2 separate regions of the Homo sapiens genome follow, and region 2 is linked to region 1. Evidence: read pairs that join two places in POLR2A ChIA-PET (ENCODE). Cell type or tissue: HepG2. All regions are shown on one strand. Links, peaks and the distances in the headings refer to the core of each region. The heading gives the core; the rest is flanking DNA.

Region 1 (15,443 bases), core at 5,085-13,084:
TGCTGGGATTACAGGCATGAGCCACCGTGCCTGGCCAGCATTCTTTTGAATTATATCAATTATCTCTCCAACTACCTGGATGTGGACACCACTGTGACCTCCACACTTCCTTTTGAGAAGCCTAATGCAGATTAATTTACTGACTGAAGATCACACAGCTAGAAAATGGCACAAGGAAACATGAATATGTTGCACCGATGCTGCTTTTGTAATTGTGTGCTGCTGTCTTAAGACAAAGATCCTGATGAACTTGGAATCCTTCACCTGGAGAAATGCAGCATGGAGGAGGGAAACCGCCCAGGAGGCTCTGATAGTAGACTTCAATTACCTGAAGGACTGTCACAGTACAACCAATCAGCCTCAGCTGTAGGGTCTCAAGGACCAAACTCAAAGAAGGGAGAGGAAGTTAGAAAGAATGGTTTAGGATGCAAGGTTTGCTCAGGCTGCCCGGAACAAGAGAAGATTATCTTGCCGGGTGAGCTTCCTTCCAATGGTTCCATGCAACAGACACTGCATGCCTGCAAGGTGGGGATTGCAAGGAGGCGCCTGAAGCCTCAGGAGTGCCTAGATGATCTAGAAAGCTGTTTTAGTACATTTTTGCAATCAACTTAGATGCCGTAGTGGTGCACCACTCTGATGTGCCTAGCACAGAGTGAGCATTTAATTAACACTTGCTAAATAAATGGATGAATAGAACAGGGATGAAGAGGACCAAATCTATCCCTTATTTCATTCCCACCACTTGCTAACTCTAATAATCTCTCCCAACTTTTGTTTCCTTGTACAAAGAAATCTTGGGCTTCAGAATTTCTTTTAACGTTTTATTTCCTCCCCACCTAAAACACCTGTTCTAACCACCTTTGAGAAATTTTTGGAGGCTACGTGTGATACAGAAAGCTTCTTGAGGAAAAATGTTCTGTTTTATACTTGTTTCTGTCCCCACAGGATCTAGGTTGGGTCTGTACCTGCAGCAGGGAAATCTCTAGATGTGCAAGCCCTGACAAGGGGGAGACTAAAGAACAGCCATTTCCTGAACCCCAACTCTGTGCCAGACACTAATCCATATATTTCACATACATTATCTCAAATGATCCAGACACCAACACTCTAAGGCAGAGATTTTCATCCCCACTTTACAGATATAAAAACTAAGGCTAACAGAGGCTGGCTGTCACCAACTCAGGGTGAGAGGTGGCATAGTTCTTGCTTGCAAATTATTCTTATCATCATCATCCATGCTTAAAGTTTTAGGCTTCTTGGGTCCTTCTGTTGACATTTCTAAGACGTAACATTCAGACTGTGCTGATTTGTCAGAATGCAAGCAAGAATTCAGCCCTAAGATCCATTTCCCCTATACATACACCAAGAATGTGTTCATTCCTTTGTGAGTGCCAAGTAGTGTTAGGCGCAACGGCCCTGGAACCTGCTCATCGATGATGTCCAGTTAGTCGTTTACTTGAAATGGCCACTGAGAGCATGAGCTAGTGCCCCAAAGGGCCAGTACAGAGCAAGACACGTGGTAGGTTACAGCTCAAAGTGGTGCGTGTTGAATCCAAATGTTTGATTTCATGGTCTTTCAGTGGAAGGAATGAGAAAAGTAAAAACAAAATTGAGAAAAAAGAAACATCAAGTATATGCATGTCTACTGCAGGGCCCATGTTAAAGAAGGGAGTAAAACCCAAGCTAAATTATGAGCATCCTGGGCTGAGTGACATACAAAGGGCCAGCCACTAACAATGGGTACCAGTCTTCCGGGAGCTAACAGATGTTCATTTTATGAGCAAAGACAAGTGTTGTTCGGCTTTTTTAGGTACCTATAAAAATTGAATAATTTTAAGCTATTCTAATAGCTGCCTGACAATTTTATTAACGTCGTCAGCTGCTGGGTGGCCCTGTCCATGCCTGAAAGACCGAGTCCTCACTTGAGACTATTCATATCAGCTGGGTTCCATTCGAGCACCTTCCTTTTTTCAATTAGCTAGACAATGAAGATGCTGTCTCCCCATACGGCCCCTTGGAAACTTTGCGGCAGGCTGCCTCGATTGGCATACAGTTCTCTTTCTCGAGGCGATGAGGCTAATAGAAGCTGCAAAATCAGGCAGGGCTCCCTCAGCCTTAGTTGTTTAATCCAACAGATGTAAAATGCCCCGACTTTGTGGATTTTTACCAGTAATAAATGGGCTAATATCAAGTCGGGAAACGTTAGCCCAGCAACTGCACTCAATAAATGTATGTTTGTGTTTATTTCTCATGAGTCTAAAGTCATCTAAAAGAACCTAGATGGTAAACTGCCCCACTTCATCTTCTAATTTTTGACCCATTTTTAAAAATGTCAACACTCATGCTTTTAATTTCCTAAAGCTCTTCCTTGTTTTTCAAAGCTGCCTTTTTTAAAAAAAATGTAGGATCTTGTTCATATTTGATGGGTGAAATAGCTGTTTCATCTTTCTTAGGACATTAATTTCAGGTTTTTTTTTTTTGGACGTTTTCCGCTCTTCTCTGCCTTGACTGTTTCCTATCCATTTCTTTATTTTTTTTTTCATTTTGTCAAAACTAACCTGACTTTTTTATTAGAGCTTTTCCTCCAATGTTTACTGACTCTTCATAATGCGGATGAGTGAGGCATTAAAAGTAGGTGGGCAGCTTTGAGTGTGTGGGTGGGCTTCTTGACTGCAGGCCTTCACTAAAGAGGGATGAAGTCAGCCGGGCGTGGTGGCTCACGCCTGTAATCCCAGCACTTTGGGAGGCCGAGGCAGGCGGATCACGAGGTCAGGAGATCGAGACCATCCTGGCCAGCACGGTGAAACCCTGTCTCTACTAAAAATACAAAAAATTAGCCGGGCGTGGTGGTGGGCACCTGTAGTCCCAGCTACTCGGGAGGCTGAGGCAGGAGAATGGTGTGAACCCAGGAGGCGGAGCTTGCAGTGAGCGGAGAACACGCCACTGCACTCCAACCTGGGCGACAGAGCAAGACTCTGTCTCAAAAACAAACAGACAAAAAAAAAAAGAGGGATGAAGTCACTCACTGACTTCTACTGCATCCACGAGTGAGGGTCCAGTCAAGAAACCCCAGCTAGCGGAACCTTCATAAAGAGCTGCTAGCCAGGCATGGGAAATGTAAGAGCAAAGGGGGAATGCTGACCTGTCACACAAATGGCGACTGCAAGTGTCAACTGCAATCCTAGGGCTGGGGTAACACAGAAAGAGTGTGGATTATTAGAATTTGGAGCCCCACAGTGCTGGGACCCAGGCCTCCGAGGCGGGGCTGCCCCAGTGCTGGTTCTGGGTTTGGGGAGAGGATGGACTACAACTAGAATCAACAACACAACCAGGTGAGGTTGCAATGCTGGGCTGATTTTTACAAAAAACAGGAAGCAGACAGGCAGGAGCAAGTCTCTTCTTCCCCTCTGGACTCAGTCTTCCCATGGCGCTCCATCTGTAAAACCCCCAAAAGATACTGGCAGTGCTGAAATGCAGAGTCCCATCCCCACCATCTCAGAGCAGGGTCCAGTAGGGTGGGTTGAAGCCGAGAGTAATAACTTAATACGACTTTACATGAGCACTTGGCATATCCCAAGCATCATTATCACAATCTTGGGCTGGGCTGTTTCCCCAAAGAGGAATCATACAATCTCTTGTCTGGAGGACAGAAAACTGGCCTCAAGCCTTCTGACTTCTGAGTAGAGGAGGGGCTGAGGGGCCTCCCCCGTCAGGGCGTACGCCTTCTGTTCATCTCCTTGGTTTCACTCCAGCACCCTGCTGCAACCCTATCTGTGCACAATGAAGTGCGTGTGTCCGGAGCCACGCTGATGCTGTGGGTCCAAGAGAAAACCTCCAGCAGGCCAGGCGCGGTGGCTCATGCCTGTAATCCCAGCACTTTGGGAGGCCGAGGTGGGTGGATCTCCGGAGGTCAGGAGTTTGAGATCAGCCCGGCCAACATGGCAAAACCTGTCTCTACTAAAAATACGAAAATTTGCTGGATGTGGTGGCAGGCGCCTGTAATCCCAGCTACTTGGGAGGCTGAGACAGGAGAATCGCTTGAACCCGGGAGGTGGAGGAAGCAGTGAGCTGAGATCGCACTACTGTACTCCAACCTGGGTGATGAGAGTAAAACTCCAAAAACAAAAGAAAAAAAAAAAGAAAAAAAATGCAGCAATATGCAGGGACCAAAGAGGAATATCTCCCTGGCTGTATAAACTGGAGAAGAGGTAGGGGTTCTAACTATTTCTTATACAAACTATTGACCAACCCCCTCATAGGGCTGGGGATCCATTCCATGTGGCATTTGGGAATACCTGGAACCTCTCACGGCTGAGCCCTGTCTGGGATCAGCAAAGTCAATCAGCCCACTCCTTGCCTTGTTGCCCGGTGGGATCGCTGATCTGTGATGTCGGTTCCCCCGTCCCATCTGTATTTTCACTCCTGAAATTTGCCGGCAACCCTTGTCTGTATTCTCCTCTTCCAGTACCTTAGTCCTTGTGAACTACGCCTTCTTTTATTCCTTTCCTGCCATCTTGGTGGACTTTGAGAGACCATGGAAATGAGCTCATGTGTTCAAGTTGCCATGTTTTATAATTCGCATGAAACAAAAAAGTCCGCATGGTCACTTAAAACACATGTGCAAGCCCACTTTGTCCTCTGGGCCATCCTCTTGCAACATCTGCAGGGCATTACAATACGGCACTCTGAACAAGGGAAAGCCAAAATAATTTGGGTCATTTTGTTTGGAAAGAGAAGGCTGGAGAACAAATTAATGGTAGAGACGAGACTATTTGAGGACAATCTGCAGCTGTTCTCTTGCTCTGAGAACAGAACGAAAGGGCATGAGCAGAAAAGTGCAACATGAAGGATTTTAAGTAGATATGAAAAATCATCTCTCATGAAGATTACTGTGGTGGTCACATTGGCCTCCCTTCCTGTAATCTCTCTCTACAAATGGCCTTCTGTATGTTTCATGATTTGGGATCTCCAAATACAACAGAGCACGCATTTAATCAGTTATCAATTAATTACAGAAGGCTTAACGTGCTGAGCACCCTGCTATGCACTGAGGAGAGAGTGATAAACCAGACAGATAAGGCACTTTCCACTCCACACTTGTAGCTTTGCCAGAAACAAAGACAAGTCAACAAGCATTTTCAATAAAACATAATTATCTCTCCTGTTTCATCTTTATCTACTTTCATGAATAAATTTGGCCTTATGATGCGTCACAGAGTGGGCTAAGGCCCATGTTTCAGGACACGTACACCGTCCTTACCAGAAGGAGGTTTACCCGATGAGGCTGCCACGTCAGGCATGATGACTCCCATCTATCCCCGTTTTCACACATGAGGAAACTGAGGCTTACAGAGGTGGAATAAAGTTGAAAGGCCATTTATTTTATTTATTTATTTACTTATTTTTTGAGACAGAGTTTCACTCTTGTTGCCCAGGCCGGAGTGCGATGGTGCAATCTCAGCTCACTACAACCTCTGCCTCCCGGGTTCAAGCGATTTTCCTGCCTCAGCCTCCTGAGTAGCTAGGATTACAGGCATGCGCCACCACGCCTGGCTAATTTTGTATTTTTAGTAGAGATGGGGTTTCACCATGCTGGTCAGGCTGGTCTCAGACTCCTGACCTCAGGTTATCTGCCTGCCTCGGCCTCCCAAAGGGCTGGGATTACAGGCGTGAGCCACCGCGCCCAGTGAAAGGCCATTTAAAGAAGTGTGTCAGTTTTCCTATTCCTTCTGTACCACATTTCACTACAAATGACGTGGCTTGAAATCACACGTTTGTTCTCTGACAGTTCTGGAGGTCAGAAAGCCTGAAATCAGTCTTAGCAGGTTAAAGTCAAGATGTTGGCAGGGCTGGTTCCCTGCGGAGGCTCTGGGGAGAATTCGATTCCCTGCTGTTTCCAGCTTCCAGTGGCTGTCTGTATTCCTTGGCTTGTGGCCCTTAACTCCATCTTCCAAGTACATCACTCCAATCTCTGCTTCTATCATTATATCGCTTCTTCTCTCTGCAGCCAAATCTTCCTCCACCTCCCTCTTCCAAGAACACTCATTCTATTTGGGGGTCACCTGTATAGTCCAGGATACTCCCTCCATCTCAAGACCATTAACTTAATCGCTTATGTAAAGTCCCTTTTGCTATACAGGGTTTATTTGTTTATTTGTTTTTTTAAGACGGAGGCTTGTCTGTCACCCAGGCTGGAGTGCAATGGCGCAGTCTCGGTTCATTCCAACCTCCACCTCCTGGGTTCAAGCAAGTCTCCTCCCTCAGCCTCCCAAGTAGCCGGGACTACAGGCACATGCCACCATGCCCAGCAAAATTTTTTTTTGGATTTTTTAGTAGAGACAGGGTTTCACTATACTGGCCAGGCTGGTCTCAAACTCCTGACCTCGTGATCCACCCGCCTCGGCCTCCCAAAGTGCTGGGATTACGGGCGTGAGCCACCATGCCTGGCCCTATACAGGGTACTTTTTTACAGGTTCTAGTGCATGGATTAGGCTGAGGATGTCTTTGGGGGCCATTATCCAGCCTATCACAGGTAGAAAGAGGAGGACCTGCGATTCCAACCTAAGTCCTATGTCTCTGAGGCAGAGTGCCCAACCCCTTGCAGGCCTGCTTCCGGTGAACTCTCAGCTTTATCCACATCCACAGGTCATGGTGCCTCAAACAGCTCCTGCAGGATCATGCCTCCATGCCTTTTCCAAGGTGCTGTTTTTGCCTGGAATTCCCTGCTATTTGGACCCTCACAAACTGCTGCCTAGTCTTCAAAGCCCAGCTCTAGTGCTTCCCCTCAACCTCACCTACCCCAAGTGGAAGTAACTCTCCTTCAACTATGCCTGCACCATGCTTTTGGAAACTCTCTGCACAAGCAATGGCCATATTACTTTGTAGTTATTTTTGCTTTTTTCTTCCCCTTCTCCATTTACACAGGATTTCCTTCAGAGCAAGAATCACTTCTCTTTCTTGCGCATTCTTTAGTGTCTTCTGTGTCCAACATTACCTGGCACATAGTAGGCATATTTCCATACATATTTCTGAGCTGAATTGAAGCTAGTTAAAAAATGAATAGCATTACGAAGGTACATTGTGCAATCTTCCCTGAAGGTTAATGAAAAACGAAAATGGAGCCACATTTTTTATTTTGTTTCCCCATCAATTTACTGAGCCCAGTGTTGAGCCTTACTAGATGCTTGGAATACAGAGATAAATAAAACAGGGCACCTGCCTGGGAAGTAAGGAAAATGAGATGTAAGGCTCCCCCCACCACGTGGCAGCCACCATGCTTGGCACGGCCACACAAAGTAACTCAATGAAGGGGAAGGCCACTGGAGGACAAGGAAGCCGTCTACAAGAGATTACTCACTGCCCCTTCCAGCAAATGGGTTCTAGAAAATGAGCTTCTGATCTCCTCTCTGATTGCTGGCAAGTTTGCTGAATTTCAGAATGCTTAATACAGAGTTAAAAGGCATTTTAGGATATCTTCCAGTCCAGTGTTTTTGAAACTAGGGTTTGTAACACATTTGAAGGTTGTGAAAATAATTCAGTGGATCTGAGCAAGCATTTTAAAAATTAAAATACATTAAATAGATTAGAAAAGAAATATAAAAATTCACTGAACATAGTAAGGTCAAGTATTGTTTTACGAAAATATTGTTTTAATTGCTCATCTGCATATATGTGTGTATATATGCCTGTATAAACATACATACACACATATGTCTTTTGGATTGTGATGAAAAATGTATTTCTGACTGTAGGATACAATCAAAAAAGTGTGAAAAGTATGGTTGGCCCTACATCTGCACTTCATAGATTCTTTGTCAAAATTTTCTGATTAAAAGAAAAAAAAAAAGGCAAGTCCTGGTAACAGAATCCTGCCAGCTCTTTTAATAAAAGAACTGGTAAATAAATTCCCCATGCCCATGGGCATCCGCACTTCACACTCATCTTATCACCAACCCTGAGGACTGGATGTTCTTTTATTAAAGGAGCCAGTGGGATTCCACATAGGCCCAATGGGGTAAATAACTTGCTCAAACATATCCTGTTCTATTAGCTAGGCTGGCTTGACAAACTTATGTGGAAAGTTCCTTAAATAGCCTACAATGCAATTTCCTTTAGATTGTCACAATCAAGATCAGAATATCTAGAAATGATCTAATTAAATCCTCCAAACTTTTTTTTTTTTTTTTGAGACAGGGTCTCGCTCCACTACCTATACTGGAGTGCAGTGACACGATCACAGCTCACTGCAGCCTCAAATTTTCCAGGTTCAGGTGATCCTCCCACCTCAGCCTACCAAGTAGCTGGGACCACACCCACCTGGCTAATTTTTGTATTTTTTTGTAGAGAAGAGGTCTTGCTATGTTGCCCAGGCTGGTCTCAAATTCCTAGGCTCAAATGATCCACCTGCCTTGCCCTCCCAAAGCGCTGGGATTACAGGTGTGAGCCACTGCACCCGGCCCTCTAATCTCTTAAGATGTGTAGTAATAAGACAAAATATGGGCTTTGAAGTTCTTCTGACCCGGGATAAAATTCCCAGCTCTACTGACCATGTGACCTCAGATGCCTGTGGGGGCTCAGGTCCTTCATCTGCACCACTGGCAGTGGCCTGGTGCACGGGGGCCAGTCCCTTTTACCCTGTGGAGGCCTGCAAAAAATAGGAGCTTGGTGTACATTAACAGCTCCTGCCTTCTACTCCCCTTCTCTTTCTATGAATATTTGCAGAGAAGTTAAAAAGTAACCACATTGCCAACTACACTAATGAGTCAAGGAGAAGGACTGCTGAGAAAATGGCATTTCTCCTCCTTCGACAAAAACAACAGAGCCATGTGAACCTCCATTCTGTGACTGGGGCGCCAAGAGGCCGGGCCTTGCCAAGTCCCCCCCTGTGCTGTTTGCTAGTGAAGAGTTTGGAGTTGACTAAGTGCCAACCTCAGCTCGGCTGTGTGTGCTTGATCCTATGACCAGCCCAGCCCTGACCTTTTCTGGTATTTATGATGTTGGATTGGATTTTGATCACTGTTTGAGCTCTTGACACAAAATAAACAGGATGACCCTTTTCCCTGGGAGGGACAAGTGCCAGGATTTTAATCCCGTCTCCAAACACTCCTCCCAAACAGTACCCTGCCCCACTGCCCCCATGGCAAAACAACCAAGACACAGTGTCTCTTTTGTTGCAGTAGCCAGCAGATCCTGGGATAGCAACCTTAGGGCAGTGAATCTCAACCCTGGCCACACTTCAGCATTATGTAGGGAGCTTTCAAAAATACGGCAGGCCACTGCCCATACCAGAGGTTCTGACTTGGCTGATATGGGGTAGACCTGGGCATCATTATTCTTCACGTGCTCCCCAGATGATTATAACTTAAAGGCAGTGTTGACAACAACTGCACTCAGAGAAGAGAAGGTGCCCAGTTTTCCTATAAAGTATGGCAGACGGGCACAGCGGCTCACACCAGTAATCCCAGCACTTTGAGAGGCGGAGGTAGGCGGATTGCTTGAGCACAGGAGTTCAAGACCAGCTTGGGCAACGTGGCAAAACCCCATCTCTATTAAAAAAAAATATAAAAATTAGCCAGGTGTGGTGGTGCACACCTGTAGTTACAGCTACTCATGGTGGCTGGGGTGGTGGGTTGCGGGGGGGGGGGGGCGGGGGGCGGGTTGCAGGGGGAGAATCACCCAAGCCCAAGAGATTGAGGCTGTAGTGAGCCGTGATTGTGCCACTGCACTCCAGCCTGGGCTATAGAGCAAGACCCTGTCTCAAAAAAAGTGGGGGAAAAAAAGAAAAAAAAAAAAAAAGAAAATATGGCAGGGAGAGGTTAATTGGATCACCAAGATTACGGAGCCGGGGCTGGGACTTGAACACAGGGCAAGCCGACTTTTTGACTTTTATGTTTTAGCATAACAAAGAAAAATGGTTGTGATGCAAAGTTAAGACGAAAAAGACTGGTATACAAACAGGATTATATTATGATCCCAATTTTATAAAAGAATCCATCCTATATGCACAGAAAAGCATCTGAAATATTAACAATAGCTGACTGTAGGTAGTAGAAATATACACAATTGAGTTTCATTCTTTACCTTTGTGCTGATACGGACATGCATTGTTTTATTCATGACACACATGTATAAAGTGGATCAGTCTGGAGAACCTTAATGATGCCTCCAGCAGAGCAATCCATTCTTGAAAAGGTCTAGTCAATTCTTGTTTTTTCCTTCACTATTACAATGAGGCCCAGAGGGTCTTTTTGTGCTGACTGCCCTCATCCTGTCTGGAGTCATCGTCTTACTGTTCTACAAGGAAAACACATTTTCTTTCCAAAAATTAAAAAAAAAAAAAAAAGGCAGTGCTGATGTCATGGGATATCAGGGTATCTCTAAAATCTTAAGTCAAGGAAACAAACATTTGGGGTTGAGCCCCTACTGTACGTGTCTATGAGAAACATTAAGAGCTATTCAAGGCTGGGTGCAGTGGCTCATGTCTATAATCCCAGCACTTTGGAAGGCTGAGGCGGGTGGATCACCTGAGGTCAAGAGTTGGAGAACAGCCTGGCCAACATGGTGAAACCCCATCTCTACTAAAATACAAAAATTAGCTGGGTGTGGTGGCGGCTGCCTGGAATCCCAGCTACTCAGGAGGCTGAGGCAGGAGAAACCCTTGAACCAAGGAGGTAGAGGTTGCATTGAGCCGAGATCGCACCACTGCACTCCAGCCTGAGCAACAAGAGCAAAACTCTGTCTCAAAAAAAAAAAAAAAAAAAAAGAATAAAAGCCCACTTCCATTGTAACTGCTACCAGATCTGTCTCCAGAGATATAGACTACAATCTAGCATGATTTGGAAGCCAAATGTTATGTTTTGAGATTCTCCCTGGGCTGAGCCAGCAGGTCACTGTTCATTAGTTGAACTCTCATGGGAACCCTGTTTGGGGCAGATTTCGTCATTCTTCCTCACTCTGTGTCTCCATTCCTGCCTTGGACAGTGTTTCATGCCGGATATAAACTCAGTGACTCAAGTCCCCTTGGTGACTTCAGGGTCCCTCTTATTTGCTCCTTTAAAGGAACAGAAGGGAGAAAAATATATCGTAGAATCCAAAGAGCCCAGAGGCCAGAGACCTAATTTTGTTTATTCAATAACTAATATTTTAGTATCTAGTAGGCTTGGATAGGTATATAGAACCTTGAAGGCACAGCCAGCAGGACTTACTGGAAGATAAATGTAGGGTATGAGGACAAGAGAGGTACCAAAGATGCCCGCTTTTATATGGTTCTGGCTTTGCCCCTGACAGTGTGAATTTGCATCAGATCCATAGACCTGAAAGAGACACTGGGCCCACCTACTCAAATCCATTTATTTTACTAATCATTCATGCTTTCTATAGTCACTCAGTGAAGCACTTACTGAACAGATAGCTTAGGATCAGAAAGGTAGAGGGACTCGCCTACAGCTAGTAAAGATGAAACACAGACTTCTGTCCAAGCGAAGTTCTCTTGAAATTGCATCATCCAAGTCAAAGACCTTAGAACCTTCTTGACCTTTGCAACAAAAGGCACTGAGCTAACTCATGACCTCTAAGATCCCTTCCAGTCCTTCTTTCCTACATGTGTGCATGTAAGTAAAGCTACAAAATGCTCTGTTTCCCGCTGCTTCTGTACAAGACTGGAAAGAAAATTTATCTTTCGACACATCCCTTTCCACTTTGACACTAATTTATTTTTTAATTGATCTCCCAGTAAGGCACACACCTAATTGGCTTGAATGGTGACACAGTTAATTAGGCCAAAAAAGAAAAAAAGAAAAAAAAAAAGGCCCAGGATGGTGAGCCCAAGTAGTACTACTTAATAAGAGCGGTGGCCAATTTCTCAGTGAAGAGGAATTTGTAAAAGGGAAGATCAAAGAGATAATTCAGCTTGGTCAGAATTTTAATTTAGGTCACTTTCATGGATAAATAGGCTGCAGATACCACCTTTTCCATCTAAACAGATTAATCCTCTAAACGGCTACAGAAAACTCATCCACGCATCAAAAGTTTACAAATGCCTATGATAAGCTGGGTACTATGCTAGGCTATGGGGGTAAAGGCCCTGTCAATAAGGAGGCTCTGACAATTTAAGAAGGGAAACAATGATGGTAGTAAGTGGAAAAGAAGTCAGAAGAAAACATTTTATTTACTTAGCATGGGTTCTGTCAGCCAGCATGCTTCTTAAGGTCGCAAGTGACAGAGACTTTACTGAGACTTAAGCAGTTTTTAAAAAGAGAAATTTTGCTTCAGGCATGGCTGGAACTAGAGACTCCAACACAATGTAATCTAAAATCTGTCTTCTCTTTTCAAGCTCTCAGATCTGTTTGCCCTCTCAGACAAACTGACTGTCTAGGAAAGAGGTAACACGGCAGGCTTGACACTGCTGTCCTTAGAACGATGAACTGCTTGCAAGACTGGCCCTTGGCTGGCATCTGAGAACTGGGGTTTTGGGAAGCTTCCTGCTATTCTCTAAGAGCTCACTGTGTCTAAACTGTGCAAACAAAATGGTTTACCATAAACACCTGCTTTCCTTCTGGGAGTCTAGAATTTTGGTATGTCCTAGAGAATGTCCACATAACCAGCCCCCAATAAAAATCCTGGGTGCTGAGTCTCTCATGAGATTCCCTTTTGGGCAACATTTCATGTGTGTTGTCACAACGTATTGTTGGGGGAATTGGCATGTCCTGCGTGACTCCACTGGGGGAGGACTCTTGAAGTTTGAGCCTGGTTTCCTCTGGACTTCACCCCATGAGCCTTTTTCCTTTGTGGATTCTGCCTTATATCTTTTTGCTGTAATAAATCATATCTGTGAGTATGACATACACTGAGTCTTGTGAGTCCTCCTAGCAAACCAGTGAATTTAGGGGTGGTCTTGGAAACTCCTGGCGGTGTCAAAATGACAAATGGTGGTTCCAGCTTTGCCTCATCACAGTTTAGCAAATAGAGTGGAAAGAGTACCTTTCTACCAGGTGCGGTGGCTCACGCCTGTAATCCCAGCACTTTGGGAGGCTGAGGCGGGCAGATCCCCTGAGGTAAGGAGTTTGAGACCTGCCTGGCCAACATGGTGAAACTCCATCTCTACTAAAATTACAAAAATTAGCTGGGTGTAGTGGTACGCCTGTAATCCCAGCTACTTGGGAGGCTGAAGGAGAATCACTTGAACCCTGGAGGTGGAGGTTGCAGTGAGCTGAGATCACACCGCTGCAGTCCAGCCTGGGCAAACAGAGCAAGACCCTGTCTCAAAACAACAACCACAACAACAACAACAACAACGAGTACCTTTCCCAACAGCACTAGCAAAAAGCCTTGGCGTAATGCTTACTAGTTCTGATTGGTTCAGCTTGGGTCACAAATCTGCCCTAAACCAATCCCTATAGCCAGGGAGATGTCTGTGGTCTTGCAGCTGGCCAGGACTGAGTCATGTCCTTATCCCTTCAGCCAGGGATGAGATCAACACCCCTCAAACACACTAAAAACCAACTGAAACAAGCAAGGAGAGATATGGTGTTCAACAGAAAAACAGTCATTCTGCTGATGTTACTGGAAGGAAGAAACGTATGCTGAGCAGGCAGAACACCACAACTACCACAGTAGAACACAAACACAGTATATCATGAGGAAGCACGTGTTATAGTGAAACATCAAAACCACAACAACAAAAAGAAAAATCACAGACATAGAAGAGACGAATTCATTCTCTCACTCTAAATCTGCGCTTCCTTTTGTATTCCCTACTTAATCTGCAAACTGGGAAAGTAGGTCATGTACAAATCTTTTTTCTTTTGTACTACACCTGACCAGAACACCTATGTCTTTCCTTTTCTTTTTTTTTTTTTTTTTTTAGAGACAGGGTCTCATTCTGTTGCCTAGGCTGGAGGGCAGTGGTATGATCTCAGCTCACTGCAGCCGCAGCCTCCTGTGTTCAACTCAGCCTCCCAAGTAGCTGGGACTACAGGTGTGCACCACTACACCCAGCTAACACACACACACACACACACACACACACACAATTTCTTCTGAGTTGGAGTCTCGCTCTGTTGCCCAGGCTGGAGTGCAGTGGCACGATCTCAGCTCACTGCAACCTCCACCTCCTGGGTTCAAGAGATTCTCCTGCCTCAGCCTTCCAAGTAGCTGGGACTACAGGCACATACCACCATGCCTGGCTAATTGTATTTTTTGCAGATATGGGGTTTTGCCATGTTGGCCAGGCTGGTCTCGAACTTCTTACCTCAAGTGATCTGTCTGCCTCGGCTTCCCAAAGTGCTAGGATTACAGGCATGAGCCCCTGCGCCCAGCCAACACCCAGCTAATTTTTATATGTTTGTATGGACAGGGTTTCGCCATGTTGCCCAGGCTGGTTTCGAACTCCTGAGCTCAAGGGATCCACCAGCCTTGGCCTCCCGACGTGCTTGGATTACAGGCGTGAGCCATGGCAGGTGCCCTGGACACCCATTTTAACCCTTTAATAGCATTTGATTCTGCTGTTGTGCTCAACCTCTGCCTTAGTTCAGGCCATGATCATTCCTTACATGAATTATTGACATGGCTTCCTAATTGGATGCTCGGTTTTGGTTCCTCCAAACCATTTCTCTGACAAGCGCACACTCACCTTTCTACACTGAGGACTGATTAGTATGACCTGGTCAGTCTTCTCCTTATGAGACTGTCAGTGGATTTTCAGTGCCTTCCAGAAAAGGCCAAACTCCTTGGCATGGCACAGCACGCTAAATCCTTCATGACCTAGCTCCTACCTACTTTTCGATCTGCCATCACCTTCCCAAACCCTCCGATCTCACCAACCACCTGATTCCTTAGGGAATGCAACTGACATAGGGAACACACCACGCTTTATCATGCCTTCCTGCCTTTGGTCCATTCTGTGCCTTTTGTTTGGAATGGCCTATTTGTTCCCCTTTTCCCAGGTGGAGATCTCCAGCCAATCAACAAGGACCGATTTCTCTTAGGTTATGGGGGATGTCTTTCCCAGGTTCCGAAATTAATGACTGTCTCCATGGCAACACCATTATGTTTGGCACATGCCCCCTTTTCTCTCACCATAGTCCTTTATCTTTGACTGCCCTTCGGAATTCTCAGAACAGGACCTCCATGAAGGCAGGTGAACCATCTTATCCATTCTTTTTTTAAATTTTTTATTTTTTTTGAGACACAGTCTCACTCTGTCACCCAGGCGGGAGTGCAATGGTGCAATCTCAGCTCACTGCAACCTATGCCTCCTGTGTTCAAGAAATTCTCAGCCTCAGCCTCCCAAGTAGCTGGGACTACAGGTGCATGCCACCATATCTGACTAATTTTTGTATTTTTAGTAGAGATGGGGTTTCACAACGGTGGCCAGGCTGGTCTCAAACTCCTGACCTCAGGTTATCCGCCCACCTTGGCCTCCCAAAGTGCTGGGATTACAGGCG
Region 2 (15,443 bases), core at 3,498-11,497, 200 kb before region 1:
AGGTGAATAATGCAGTCATCAATTAGTGATGTCTGCTGTGGGCAGGGGTTGGAGACACTGGCTGTTGACTTACAATTCCATATACATTCAAAAATTCATTGGTGTCCAGTGTATTTTTTTTTTGTAGTTTGTGGATGTTTGGTATGTTTCATAATCTAGCTTTTAACATAACAACAGATCATTCTTTTACCATCAGTCTTTCTAAATTAAATACCTTTGTGGGTTTTTTTTTTGTGGGGGGAAGGGGGCGTTGGCTGCCTTGGAAAGAAGGAACAAGGAGGCGAGCCCAGAAAGGGTTGTTCTGAAGCTGATAAGCAGAAAGTGACAGCTGTCAGAAAGGAATCCACAGAATAAGCAGTGAACAGTCTGGGGCCATTTCCTGCCAGGTTAAACAGTATCTTTCCTCCTCTGGACAACCCCCTCCACCTCCTCCAGCCTTTTCAATGTAACCACAGTCATCAAATATTGTAAACTTAGTTTAATACTAAACTGAGTTTAGTGTTTGCTTACTAAAGGAACGGCATACACTTTAGCAGCAAGTTTCCTGTCCAAATTGGTTAAAACCCATCTATTTTAATGGTTTTTGCATTTAAAAAGATGAGGTTCCTTTAGTTGGAAATTCCCTTAGGTGGAGCAAGACCCTCTTGATGATAAAGCATCACCCTACAAATACAATACTTAGGGAGCATTGCATGTTTCTAAATAGCAAACTGAATGGAAACTTTCTATGCTATCTTCTGGGCTGTCAGGTACTAGGGAGGTGGAAGGATCCTTATTTCCTTATGTTTCATTAAAAAAACAGAACAACAAAAAAAAACCCAACAAAACCTAGACTCCAGAGGACAGGGCTCAGATCAGTGGGTTCTTTACAGAAGGGAATATTTCAGCCCAACATGAGGTAGAACAATTTAGCATCTGGAGCTTTCCAATAGCAGAGTAAGCTGCCTTGGAAGGTGGCTCTCTGTCTTTGGGAGAATTTCAGCAGAAGCCAGATGCAAGCCTATTAGGGATACTGTGGAAGGATTCTGAATAGAAAAAACGGTAGAGAATAGCTCTGATTATCCAACTATGTTCTGGAAGAGTCCTGGGGTTTCTTGGATATTCTTTTATAAATTTAATTTAATTTAATTTAATTTTAGGGACTGGGTTTTACTCCATCACACAGGCTGGAGTATAGCGGATCGATCATAGCTCACTTCAACCTTAAACTTCTGGGCTCAAACAATCCTTGTGCCTCTGCCTCCAAAAGTGCAAGGATTATAGGCATGAGCTACCGCACCCTGCCATTTCTTGGATATTCTTGAGGGGCTGGGTTGTTGAGGAAAAGGGAGAGAAATGCTAAGGTATAGAATTCTAACCTCCATCCCTATGTCAATCAATCAACTCATAATAACCAATGCATACCAAATGCTTACTGCACTACATAAAGAATTTACAAGTTCCAGGGAGAGATGCCCAAACTATGAGAGACAAGTGGCTGTGACCAATTAGCTACTGTCATTCCATAGCACTGGGGGAGCCTGTTCTCTTGCAAATCAAACTGTCTTGTCCTAGAGCAAGCAGCCCAACCAGTGGCTCTGAAATGGCGCTCTGCCCCTCACATCTTGGCTCCTTGATGAAGAATTACATCCCTGACTGGATGTCCTTATTTTTATTTTGGCAGCAAGGCAAACCAAATAGCCTCTTCTTCCTACCCTGAATTTCCGAATCAGTGGGGATACTGGGGATTGTTTGACTTAGAGCAAATGTGACACCCTCTCACATGCTTTACAGACAGATTTCTCAGAGACTCTACAGGTTCCCTTCTCTGCTACGTCTTTTTACCAGAGTTGCTAATAAAACCTAAAGCCTATGTGTGGAACAGTGGATTATGATCACATGGGTCAGGCATTGGGGTCTGTGAAGAAACTCATCCCAAGGCACACTGTGTTCCTGGTGCCAAGTCCTTCTTTTTTGGCCTTCAATTGTTCATAAAACCCCATGGCAATGGTGTCATGTACCCATTTCTCAGATGGTAAACCCAAGGCTCAGAGCATTTAGGTGACTTCTCTGAGGTCATGTGTCTATTAAATGAGCGATTCAGATTACCAGAGAGCTCATACTCTTGTTGTCATTATCAATTTCCCAGTGAAAAAGTTAAAATAATGCAAAAATTAACTTGTGCAGCTCTTTCTTTTCTTTCTTTCTCTCTCTCTTTCTCTTCTTATCTTTTTTTTTTTTTTTTGACGGAGTCTTGCTCTTGTTGCCCAGGCTGGAGTGCAATGGCATGATTTCGGCTCACTGCATCCTCTGCCTCCCAGGTTCAAGCGATTCTCCTGTCTCAGCCTCCCGAGTACCTGGGATTACAGACATGTGCCACCATGCCCAGCTACTTTTTGTACTTTTAGTAGAGACGGGGTTTCGCCATGTTAGCCAGGCTGGTCTTGAACTCCTGACCTCAGGTGATCTGCCCGCCTCGGCCTCCCAAAGTGCTGGGATTACCGGCGTGAGCCACCGCACCTGGCCTGTGCAGCCATTTTTATAGTTCTCACACTGACTTCATTTGACTCTCAACTCCCAGCAGGTCCTCGAGTGATCATGCTTGTGTTGGCTCCTGGTCTCCAGTGCTCATGTTGCTCCCTCCCACCCACCAAGTTTACCCTTCAGACTCCTTCACTCCTACTTATTCAACCTTTAAATCTCACCTCCTCCAGGAAGTCTTCCTCGATGCACCTTCTCTCCCTAGTTGTGTAAAATGCCCTTCCCGTGTGCTCTCAAAGCACTACCACTATTTTGGCACTAACCGCACTACTTAATAATCCTCTGCTTGTCTGTAACCCTCACTCAACAGTGACTGCAAGAGCCGAGCTTTAATCTGCAATGCTGCCTGCTAGAACACTAGCCCTGTGTCTGGCGACTACCTGAATTATCAGCTGGGTGGATGATATGGTTTGGCTGTGTCCCCACCCAAATCTCATCTTGAATTGTAGCTCCCATAATTGCTACATGTTGTGGGAGGGACACAGTGGGAGTTAACTGAATCATGGGGGCAGGTTCCCCCTATACTGGTCTCATGATAGTGAATAAGTCTCATGAGATCTGATGGTTTTATAAGGGGAAACCCCTTTCACTTGGTTCTCATTCTCTCTCTTGCCTGCCACTGTGTAAGACGTCCCTTGCTCTTCCGCCATGATTGTGAGGCCTCCCCAGCCATGTGGAACTGTGAGTCAATTAAACCTCTTTCCTTTATAAATTACCCAGTCTCAGGTATGTCTTTATCAGCAGCGTGAAAATGGACTAATACAGTGGATGAAAGGAGTCTTAAGTCACTTAGACACTGCCATCAGAGCCTGCTCCCATCTAGGATCTCAAGTCCAAAGAAGAGGTTCCTGACTTGGTTTCTTTCAGACTCACCACCATCTGTGCACTTATCACAGCTCTAATGACCTCTTCCCACAGAGCTGGGAGCATAGGCTTTGGGCTGGATCCAAGATCATACCCTTTCCCTCTGGTTGTGTCTGCAGATAACACTTGACGCGCTGCGGAAGACCAGGTGGTAAACTCCCTACAGAGCTGTGGTTCAGGAGTGCAATGTTTACAGACTCTCTCTTTGCCCCAGCTCCAGCCCCAGCCCCAGCCCCAGCCAGCAGAGGAACAGGGCTGGAGCAGTGTACAGGAACCTGCTTGTCTTGACTTATGAGTGCTAGCTGCACCTACTCTCATGTTCTTAGTACCCACAAAACAATCCATCTGCTCTCTCCATTCCCACCGCAACTGTCCTAGAGATCAGAGCCCCATCCATCATGTTTTTGCCTGGGATGGGGCAATGTCCTTTTTTTTTTTTGGACGGAGTCTCACTCTGTCACCCAGGCTGGAGTGCAGTGGCGTGATCTCGGCTCACTGCAAGCTCTGCCTCCCGGGTTCATGCCATTCTCCTGCCTCAGCCTCCTGAGTAGCTGGGACTACAGGCGCCCACTACAGGCGCCCACCACCAAGCTCGGCTATTTTTTTGTATTTTTAGAGAGACAGGGTTTCACCGTGTTAGCCAGGATGGTCTCGATCTCCTGACCTCATGATCCGCCCACCTCAGCCTCCCAAAATGCTGGGATTACAGGCGTGAGCCACTGTGCTGGGCCGGGGCAATGTCCTTTAAGTGGTCCCTCCAGTTTTGTCTTTTTCATTTCATCCTCTACCTTGAGTGATTTTTCTCTAATATAAATCTGCCCATCACCAAAACCCTTCAGTGGCTCCTCACTGCCCTGAGGAGAAACTCCAAGCTTCTCAGCACAGTCAGGGCGCCTCCTGGTCAGCTTTGTTCCTAGCCATGCCCCCAACATGCCTGTGCTCTGGTACATGAACTTCCAGCATGTTCTCTTTTAACAGTTCACTTCTTCATCTGCTCTTCCCTTTACTTGGTGGTAATTCATTCTTACTTCTTAAATTTACTTAGTACATTCACTCAATAAATATTTATTAGGTGCTTATTATGTGCTTGGTTCTATCCTATGTTAGGACGGAGAACCTCAGAGGTGAACAGTACAAAGTCTTTAAGAGTCTTATGTTTTGGTATTACATTTATGAAAAAATGTAGGAAACGAACATATGAACCAGGTAATTGTAAACAGGAGTAGATGCTCTGACAAAAAGAAAACAGGGGCTGGGTGCAGTGGCTCATGCCTGTAATCCCAGCACTTTGGGAGGCTGAGGTGGGTGGATCACCTGAGGTCAGGAGTTCGAGACCAGCCTGGCCGACACAGCGAAAACCTGTCTCTACTAAAAATACAAAAAAAGTTAGCCGGGTATGGTGGCAGGCACCTCTGATTCCAGCTACTTGGGAGGCTGAGCCAAGAAGAATTGCTTGAATCTGGGAGGGAGAGGTTGCCATGAGCCGAGATCGCGGCACTGCACTCCAGCTGGGGCGACAGTGCGAGATTCCGTCTCAAAAAAAAAGCCAGGCGCGGTGGCTCATGCCTGTAATCCCAGCACTTTGGGAGGCCGAGGCAGGTGGATCATGAAAGGTGATCATGATCAAGACCATCCTGGCCAACATGGTGAAACCCTGTGTCTACTAAAAATACAAAAATTAGCTGGGCATGGTGGTGTGCACCTGTAGCCCTGGCTACTCAGGAAGCTGAAGCAGAATTGCTTGAACCGGAGAGGCGGAGGTTACAGTGAGCTGAGATCGCGCCACTGCACTCTAGCCTGGCGACAGAGCAAGACTCTGTCTCAAAAAAAAAAAAACAAAAAAAAAAAACACCAAACAAAAAGAAACAGGGCATGTCATAGACAGTGACTTAATGGATTACTTTGTGTGGGGGTAGGGGATTGCAAAGTTTCTGTGATGTCACAGCTGAGACATTTAAACACAGAGGGTCAGGGTGTTCCCGCCAGTGGGAATAGCAAGCACGAAAGCCCTATGGTGAGCCCAGAATGTAGAAAGCACAGAAAGGAGGTGGATGTGGCCCATGCATAGTGGTCAAGGGAGAGAGGGGAGAGAGACTGGGATGACAGCCATGGTGACTGCTTAGAGCAGGCTGCTTTCTCATTCATGGGCCTCCTGGGCCCAGACGGCCCTTCCTGTTGGCATCTCTAAGAGCTGTTAAGCTTCAGGCCACTTACATACAGGGGTGGGCTCAGTCTCTAAGTTCAACCCCCGTGAGCTACACGGCTCCTGGCAGATGGCCAGCATTCACGCATTCTTCCTGAGCAAATAAGTATGGTCACGGATTCCGAGAAAGACCACCGACGACTTCTTCACCTCGCCGATCCCCCCAGGGGAAGGAGATGGTAGGAAAAGCTGGTGAGTCACTCATAAAAGGAGTCTCATTTCTTATAACACTGAGCAGCAGCATGGCATGGGAATGCACTGATACAAATGATTAACTGACGGCTTCATCCTGCAAGGCTTTTTATGGGAGCCTTCTCCATGGAGGGGGGAAATAAACGAGGTAGGAGAACAGTTTCCATTTAACGTTTGCAAAAATGTGCCGAATGGGCACTCAAATCTTGATGATGATACATACTGATGTGAGCAAAGAGAACTGAAGGAAAAACTGAAAGAACAGTGTTTGTTGAGCCTCTAAGTGCTTCCCAGAATCTGAAAGAGTTCCAGTGCTTAATGGTTTTCTTTCCTTTATCACTAGATGCGAAGGAGGGCAGATGCTGAGAAGGCCTCTAGGGTGATGGGGAGAAGGGCCAGAGCCAGTGGCGATCCACTGTGACTTGGGGACCCAGTCACAGAGAGCAGGGGCGCACTGTGACCAGGGTCATCCTGATAAAAGGCCAGGCGAGTACATGCCTCTGGTCCTTCCACAGGTGCCCTTCCCTGCCATTGGGAGCCTAAAAGAATTCTCACTACATCCAAAATAACTATAAAAAATAACTATAAAAACAGCAGCAACAACAATAAATCAAAATTCTGAATCTGAAATCCAACATACAACCTCCTACCAATCTGGCTCCTGCCTACCTGAGCCCTCCCTCCCCACTAGCTCCTAGGCACACTGGCCATCCTTCTGTTCCACACCCCGAACCTGTCCTGCCTCAGGGCCTTTGCACCAGCTACTTCCTCTACCTGGAACGTGCTCCCTTTGCTCTTCTCTGGGAGGCTCATTCATGTCATTTAGGTTTCAGACTAAACGTCACCTCCTCATAGAAATCCTTAAACCAGTGGAGCTGCTCACTAATATATTGCTATGTAGCAGTTGCCACTGGCTGATCATTGTTTTCTGCGAGTTTAGTTATTAACTGTGTCTCCTCCACCAGAATATAAACATCATGAGATCAGGAACCAAAGTCCTTTTTCATCTACGAATACTTAGTGTGCAGAATAAGTAGAAGGTCCTCAGTAAATGTTTGCTGCCTAAAGGAATGAACCAGGTACTTCTGTGTCTAATACTAAGGGTCAAGGAAAGAGCAGAGTGCAAATATTGACTATGCATGTAACACAGGGCCAACACCAAGCTAGGTGCTTTGCATGCAACTTTTCAGCTACTGTCAAAACATCCCATGTAAGTTTGTTGTTATTGTTGTTGTTTTTGAGAGAGTCTCACTTTGTTGCCCAGGCTTGAGTGTAGTGGCATGATCTCGGCTCACTGTAACCTCCGCCTCCCGGGTTCAAGCAATTCTCCTACCTCAGCCTCCCGAGTAGCTGGGATTATAGGTGCCTGCCACCATGCCTGGTAATTTTTGTATTTTTAGTAGAGATGGGGTTTCACCATGTTAGCCAGGCTTGTCTTAAACTCCTGACCTCAAGTGATCCGCCTGCCTCAGCCTCCTAAAGTGCTGAGATTACAGGTGTGAGCCACCGCGCCTGGCCCCACAAAAGTTTTTATTCTCCATTTGACAGTTGAAGAAAATGAAGCACAGAGGTTGAGTCACTTATCTGAGATCACACAGGTAGTAACTGGAAGGAATTAAAGCCAAACCCAGGTCAGCCTGACTCCCCATGCCCTGCTTTTTCTGTTAAAGTGCCTCTTCTCTATATCCTAAGAAACTCACAACCAGTCTCAACGTTGCTCCTTGTTTCCTGTGGGGCCATGGGCAACCTGCCTAATCTCTCTGTGCCTCAACTTACTCAACTCTAAAAAGTCGGTTCTGGCCGGGCGCGGTGGCTCACACCTGTAATTCCAGCACTTTGGGAGGCCAAGGCAGGCGGATCACGAGGTCAGGAGATCGAGACCATCCTGGCTAACACGGTGAAACCCCATCTCTACTAAAAATACAAAAAATTAGCCGGGTGTGGTGGTGCATGCCTGTAATCCCAATTACTTGGGAGGCTGAGGCGGGAGAATCGCTTGAACCCGGGAGGCAGAGGTTGCAGTGAGCCAAGATCACGCCACTGCACTCCAGCCTGGGTGACAGAGTGAAACTCTGTCAAAAAAAAAAAAAAAAGTGGGTTTCTATGAACATCAAATGAGATACAGCATATGAACAAATTATAAGTGGTGAAGAGACAGAGAAACAGGAATAGCTATAGTAGACTGTAGCTATGGCGGTGACTTAGTACCTACCTAACACTGTCTTCACCCATGCTCACCCTAAAGGAGCCAGTTACTTGTGAAAAGCTCTTTTTGTGTTTCCCCATGCACTGACTACACTGAATCCAGGGTCTCCCATGTGGGTATCATGTCCACAAAAACATTGGTGTTTCCTGGCTATGAGAGACACTTGATCTTTCCTTTCACTGGTGGTTTTGTTCATTCTGTTTCCTCTGCTTGGAAACTCACTTCTGACTTCACCTCGTCTGGACCAAACATACCCTGTCTGCATCCACAATGATGAGCATGCAAAGGACCCGCTGATGTACCTCTCTCCCCGACTAGATGGTGGACCCTGGGCACCGATGGCGTTGTGTTCACCTAGGTCCTGCCATGAGCCTGACATAGAGCCTGGCATGGGGGAGGTCCTTGATGGATGAGCAGAGAAGCCGCCCCTTCCCTGCCCAGCCTTGCGAGCCACTTACGTTTTCACTGTTGACATCAGCCTCACTGGGGCAGCCAAACAGTTCCCGCCTCAGAAGATTGCCGTCATACTCCAGGAAGGTCAGGTAGAGGTTGCGAAAAAACTCCACATGCTTGTTCTTCACCCGGAGCTTCTTGGGGGAGTTCCAGTGAATGACCTGGCAGGGAGATAAGGAAGTGGTCAGGTATGGCAGGGGTGGGGTGGGGATCCCTCACACCTGTAGGAAGCCATGGCTCAGCACTGGGCTAAGCATTATTTGAGGGTCTGCTCATTCGCTCATTCAACATTTTGGCAGAGTGGTTAAGGGTAGGGGCTCGGGGGCCAGGTCACCTGGGATCAAACCCTGCCTCTGCTCTAGGTAGTCCTTTAATCTCACACAAGTGACTGAATCTCTGTGCCTCAGTTTCCTCATCTGTGAAATGGGAATAATCTGTGCCAGTTATTACATTGTCATCTCTCAGCCCTAAGATGTGATGCTTAGGCCACGACTCTACAAACCCTAATTCTGCTTGGCCACCTGCTGCCTGTAGGTGCCACCCAGAGGGAGCATGACTGGGACATGAAGGGTCTGGAAGGGGAGAAAGGCGCTTGCTCCTCCTGTTGCTTCCTGTCCCTGTGGGCATCACCCTAGTCCCATTTTTTCAGCCCAGCAGTGGCACCTCCTTCCTTTAGCAGCAGCTACATCCATTCTGCAGTTTTTCCCACACTCAGAACACGCTTCGCTGTCCCTACTTCTCGGCCCAGTGATGCTGCCTCTGGAATCGGTTGGTGATGCCATCCTAGAGGTCTGGGTCCTGGCCCCAGGTTTTAATCATTCCTACCTCCTCCTCCTATTTCTTCAGCTCTAGGGTAGTGCTTCCTGTACCAAGTGAACACTTTATGCCTTATAACTATTTTTAAAGATTAAATTCTCTGTTCAAATAATTGCTGTGGTTTCTGCCTCCAGCTAGGACGTTGAATGATACACTGTCTCATAAAGCTTTTTTGAAAAATAAACAAGTTCATGCCTATAAAGCATGTAAATAATGCCTAGCACATGGTAAGTGCTCAGTAGATGCTGGTTCTGACTACTGAGTGCCTAGAGTATAGAGGGCTGGGAAGCAGCCAGAGACATAGGACACTGGGTCCCTCCCTTGGCACACTCATGGTCAGTTGGGGAAAAGTGTCCACAAACAGGTAATTTGAATGTGATAATGGAGAGACGATCAAGAATAAATGAGAGGCCGGGTGCGGTGGCTCATGCCTGTAATGCCAGCACTTTGGGAGGCTGAGGTGGGCAGATCACCTGAGGTCAGGAGTTCAAGACCAGCCTGGCCAACATGGTGAAACCCTGTCTCCACCAAAAATATAAAAATTAGCTGGGCGTGGTGGCAGGTGCTTGTAATCCCAGCTACTCAGGAGGCTGAGGCAAGAGAATCACCTGAACCCAGGAGGTGGAGGTTGCGGTGGGCCGAGATTGCACCACTGCACTCCAGCCTGGGCAACAAAGCGAGACTCCGTCTCAAAAAATAAAAAAAAAAAAAAAAAAAGAAGAAGAAGAAATGAGAGCTGAAGAATGATCAGAGAAGCATCAAAGAAGAAGATGCTTGTGCTGGAGCTTGAGGGAGACAGGGCCTGGGACAGAGGGAAGATGTGTTGTGTTGGGGTGGGGTGGCTCATTTGGAGCATGAGAACTCAAGTGCTCTAGCTGGAGCACAAGGGGCGGAAAGATATGGGGTCTTTCCGCACAAGGGGCGGAAAAATGTTGGTAGTGGCGTCGTGGGGTCATGCCCTGGACCTGAGAGGCCCATGGTCAGCACTCAGACTGTAGGTACTGCAGATTTTCAGCAGGAGGAACATCCGTAACTCTAGGTTTCAGAAAGATCACTCTATTCATAATGAAGAAGATGCAAGTCGCAGGATGGGAGATGCAAAACTAGAGCCTAGGATGATGGTTAAGAGTCCGCTGTAACTTCCAGCCGAGACAGAAGGCCTTGTAGACAGTTTGATTGGAGAGACAAGATATGCACAAGAAAAAAAAATCTGGGAAAAGCAATAAAATATTTATAAAATATTTATTTGTTTATGACATGGTCATAACAAAGTGCACTCTTGGCTCACTGCAGCCTTGACCTCCTGGGCTCAGGTGATCCTCCCACCTCAGCCCTCTGAATAGCTGGGACCAGGCACATGCCACTATGCACAGCTAAGTTTTTGTATTTTGTAGAGATGGGGTTTTGCCATGTTGCCCAGGCTGGTCTCAAACTCCTGGGCTCAAGTGATCCTCCCACCTTGGCCTCCCAAAGTTCTGGGATTACAGGTGTGAGCTACCACGCCTGGCCTAGAATATTTAATAGTACTAAAATTTATTCTAAGAAAGCACCTTAATTTATTATTAATATCTGGTGGCATTCATTGTTAGTATTAAAAATGATTCATTATTACTATAGAATAACCATGATCAGCAAGACATAATTTGTATTAGTTTATTTAATACGCACAACAGGCCTATGGGGCAGCATGATTATTAACTCCATTTTACAGATGGGGAAGTAGAGGCACAGAAAGACTCTGTAATTTGCCTGTGGTCACAGAAAAGTAGGCTTGGAACCTCTGAAGCCTGGTTCCAGAGTCCACCTGCTTAACTACTCACTGGGCTTGCACTGTGTCTGAGATCAGCACACAGGGACCCAGGAGACTGATGGCTGGGCCAATCAGATGGCCTCTCACAGTTGAGCCACATAAGCTGAACCCTGAATGATGGGTGGAGGCAGAGGGTCCAAGGGGACAGGTTGAGTCCAGGTGAGGGAAATCACACACCATCAAAAACAGCTAAGCCAGGGAAAGACCCCATGAGGACTGCACTGTGAGGTGGCCCTGGTCATATATGATCATATTCTCAATGCTCCTTGGCAGACACCAAGGCAAGGCTCAGCCCAGTGCAACGGCATGAATACCTGAGCACAGTCCCCAGAGAACCCTCCATGGGACACCTGTGACGGGAAAGGGAAGCCTGTACTGAGTGGCCACTGCTCATGCCCTTGACTGGGAGCCTTCTCCTGGGGGGCTCACCCATGGGTTGAACACTTCACCAGCAGTTTTACATTCATTGGCTTCTTTTAGTCCTCACAATGACCCTAGCAAGGCATGCAATCGTAAAGGGGAAGAAACAGTGAAGAAGTGACTTGCCTATGGCCACCTTGCTGGTAAACATGGGAGCTAGGCTTCAAACACAAGCATGTCTGATTCCCAAGCCCACATTCTTTCCTATACACTGTGGAGGACAGAAGCCAAGCTTTTAAAACATTCTGTTTCATGCTTTGTCTGATTATAGAGGAAATGAAATAGCTTTTCCCTCAATAGCCCCCTACTACCTTTACTCTCTCCTCCTGTGGGGGTTGAACAGTATATCAAATGTAATGGACTATCTCCCATTCCCCCACAAAATTCACATGTGGAAAGCCTAATCGCCAAGGTGATGACATTAGGAGGTGGGATCTTCGAGAAGTCATTAGGTCACAAGGGAAGAACCCTCGTGAGTGGATTAGCGCCCTTAGAAAAGACACCCCAAAGTGCTCCCTTGCTTGCTTCCACCATGTGAAGACAGATGGAAAAGGTGCTGACTATGAACCGAAAGGCATGCCCTCACCAGACACCAAATCTGCCAGCGCCCTAACCTTGGACTTCCCAGCCTCCAGAAACTGAGAAATAAACATCAAGCAGCCAGACTGGACTACGACACTGAGGGAAGGAACTGGGTATCCACAGCTCAGTCACTTCTTGTTTCCCTCCTTTGGTTGGGTTCCATCTATGAGAGTCTGCAGCAGGGTCCAGAGCCTGCCATCTGAAGAGAGGACTGGAAGACCCAGCTCCCTCTGTCCTCTATTTTGGCAATGTGCAATAGCAATACCCATTGAAGTTGGCTGGATAAATACTGCTCTAGAAGACCAGTTTTCTCTCTCATGGCACAGTGAATTATGGGGAAACCTATTTGGTCCAAACCACATCCCCACGAACTCCCATAACCAACAACGAATGATACAGTAGCCAGAGTAAGAACTATGAACCTCAGACCAGCCGAGGTCTGAATTCCAGCTATGCTCTTTACTTAGCTGTGTGTGTCCTTGAACAACTCGTTTCTCTTCTTGGAACCTGTTTCCTCAAGTGCAAGGTGGGGATCAGCAAGTAGGTAAGAGGGTTAAACAAATGCCTAGCTCAGTGCTTCCATGTTAGAGTGGTTCCATAAGTGTGGGTTTCCTACCCTCTCAAAGATGGGGCAGGGAAGGAGTTCTGCCCTCCTTTCTCCTTCCTGCCGCCATCAGTCAGAAAGCAAGCACTCCGCATTCAGGAGAGTAGAGACGGCTGGCAGGGATGAAACTATTCGATGAGGCTTACATTTCAGGGACGTATGAGTGTGCAATATGTGCTTTTCTTCTTGTGCCTTTTGAAGGGTAGGAGAGGGAAGACTCTCCCCTGAGAACACATTTGATCTGGGCATAAGATCCTGGGCCATGCATTAAAATAATTGCATGTGGGCTGGTGTCACTCACACCCAGTGGGGGGATCGTGTCGTCTTTGCGAATGATTCCGGTGCTTGCCAAGTGCTGAGCCAGCAGGAAGGTTGATGGATGTGGATCTGACTGAGGAAATGTTAAGCTTCTTCAACAGGGAGAAACTTAAACTAAGTGAAAAGAAGGGCTGGCCTATGGACCCCGCAAACAAAGCTTAATGGATTGTGCACAAATCTGCCAGGTACTTAAGAGACATGGTCTCATTAAATCCTCCAAACAAGCCCATTTGAATCCCACTGTCCACTTTATGGAGATGGTATGTGACTTGCCTGTATCTCACAGCTGGTAAGTTGCAGTGCTGAGACTGGAAGTCAACTCTGAAGCCCAAACCTGAGGTTCTTAACTACTATTATATCTAGTCCTAAAGGGCTGAGCATTTTACAGATGAGGAGAGTGAAATTTACAGAGAAATGAGTCTGCCCAACATCACATGGTGAGTCTGTGCCAAGTCAGGGTTGGGACTAGGACCCAGGTCTCCTGGTGCCCCACAACCCACCGCAAGCCGTCTGTTAGCTCATCAAGCCTCATCCCGCTCTGCATCTGTCTAGTTTGTGTATTCACTACAGGCAAGTGCTGGTGTTACATAAGAAGGAAGATGGGGGAGTGGATGGCGAGGTCTTAGGCAAGCAAAGGCGGTTCTGAAGAGTGCTTTCCCATCCAGCTCCCTCTGATCGGCAAGCCCATCCAAAAATCTGTTAAGGTATATTCAGGTTTACATTTTGCACCTGAGTTTTTAATCATCAGGACATAGAATACTCCATTACCTTGTGCTAGGATCTAAATAAATAATATTTAGTTTGGTACAAAAAGTACTTGCGGTTTTCGCCATTAAAAATTGCAAAAACTGCAATTACTTTTGCACCAACCTAAATAGCTACCATGTATTCAATACCCATTATATGCTAGACATTAGGCTGGTGTTTTTTGTTTGTTTGTTTGTTTGTTGTTTTAGAGACAGGGTCTATGCTGTATCACCCAGGCTGGAGTACAGTGGTGCAATCTGGGCTCACTGCAGCCTCAATCTCCCAGACTCAAGTGATCCTTCCCCTGAGTGGCTGGGACTACAGGCACACACCACCATGTCCAGCTAATTTTGTTTATTTTTTGTAGAGCTTAGGTCTCACTATGTTGTCCAGGCTGGTCTCAAACTCCTAAACTGAAGTGAGCCTCCTGCCTCAGCCTCCCAAACGGCTAGGATTACAGCACTTTGAGCATCTGCATCCGGCCAGGCCAGGGTTTTTTATGTATGTATGTATCCATATATATATATGATATTAAATACATAATACCTATTATTTACTTCTCTACATTGAATGTGATCATGGGATTATAGAGGAAACAAAATAGCTCTCACGTTTCCTCAGTAGCCCCCTACTGTCCTTACTCTCTCCTGCAGGGGTTGAATAGCTTAGTAGATGTAATGGACTGTCTCCCACTCTCCCTCAAAATTCATGAATGTGATTGTGGGATCACATTCAATCAAAACAACCTGGTATGGTGATTTCTATTATTATCTTCATTTTACAGAGGATGAGTCTGAGCCTCAGACTAGCCCAGGGTCACTAAGTGAGTACATGCTCAAGCTTAAAACAAAATCAGATCTGTCTTGCTCAGTATATTAGTCAGGGTTCTCTAGAGGGACGGAACTAATAGGGTAGATATATAAAGGAGTTTATTAAGTCTTAACTTACACGATCACAAGGTCCCACAATAGGCTGTCTGCAAGCTGAGGAGCAAAGAGAGCCAGTCCAAGTCCCAAAACTGAGTCTGATGTTTGAGGGCAGGAAGCATCCAGCACGGGAGAAAGAGGTGGGCTGGGAGGCTAGGCCAGTCTCTCCTTTTCACATTTTTCTGCCTGCTTTATATTTGCTGGCAGCTGATTAGATGTTGCCCACCAGATTAAGGGTGGATTTGCCTTCTCCAGCCCACTGACTCAAATGTTAATCTCTTTTGGCAATACCCTCACAGACACACCTGGGATCAATACTCTGTATCCTTCAATCCAATCAAGTTGACACTCAGTTTTAACCATCACACTCAGAAATGATTTTCTTTCTATTATATCTCATTTATTTATTCAACAGATAGTAAGATGAGCACTGATTTTGTGCCAGACACTGATCTGGGGGCTGTGAATGCAGAGATACACACAAGAGACCATACTCTCTTCCTGAAACTTACAACTTAGATAGAGAGGAAGGTATCACAAAACTGTCCATTTTAAACTACAAGTATGATAACGTGCATTTAAAGAGGCTGTTGGTGATTTTTCCTGGGAAGGGCGCATTAAGTGGAAAGAAACCAAGACCCAGAGTCGGAAAGTGACTTACCGAGAGTCACACAGCAGAGGTAGAAGTAGAGGCCAGCTTCTGTCTCCTGGGCCACTGCTCTTTCCACTAAACCACATCTCTCACTCTGAAAATCTGACTCAGGATCTGTGTTGCTGATATA

What was found. ChIA-PET counts read pairs that join two places held together with the same protein. Peaks named below come from ENCODE experiments on the same cell type or tissue, not always from the same donor. Only the 100,000 strongest peaks of a DNase experiment are listed, where the experiment ranks them.
Region 2: POLR2A ChIA-PET joins it to region 1 with 27 read pairs; 2 of 35 experiments call an interaction of 5 or more read pairs at or near these places.

What each region holds. Positions count from the first base shown.
Region 1 is chr22:33,531,422-33,546,864 of GRCh38, forward strand. The region is part of intron 6 of LARGE1 (LARGE xylosyl- and glucuronyltransferase 1); the gene reads right to left. Among named protein-coding and RNA genes, the nearest start is that of MIR4764, 100 kb to the left of the region's middle. RefSeq lists a silencer at 13,369-13,569. In HepG2, for the core only: no CTCF peak of the experiment used is centred there; DNase peaks (open chromatin) are centred at 8,910 and 10,940.
Region 2 is chr22:33,329,203-33,344,645 of GRCh38, forward strand. It overlaps LARGE1 (LARGE xylosyl- and glucuronyltransferase 1), which reads right to left. Exons shown (of 15, transcript NM_133642.5): 10 at 8,444-8,599. Among named protein-coding and RNA genes, the nearest start is that of MIR4764, 100 kb to the right of the region's middle. In HepG2, for the core only: no CTCF peak of the experiment used is centred there; a DNase peak (open chromatin) is centred at 6,789.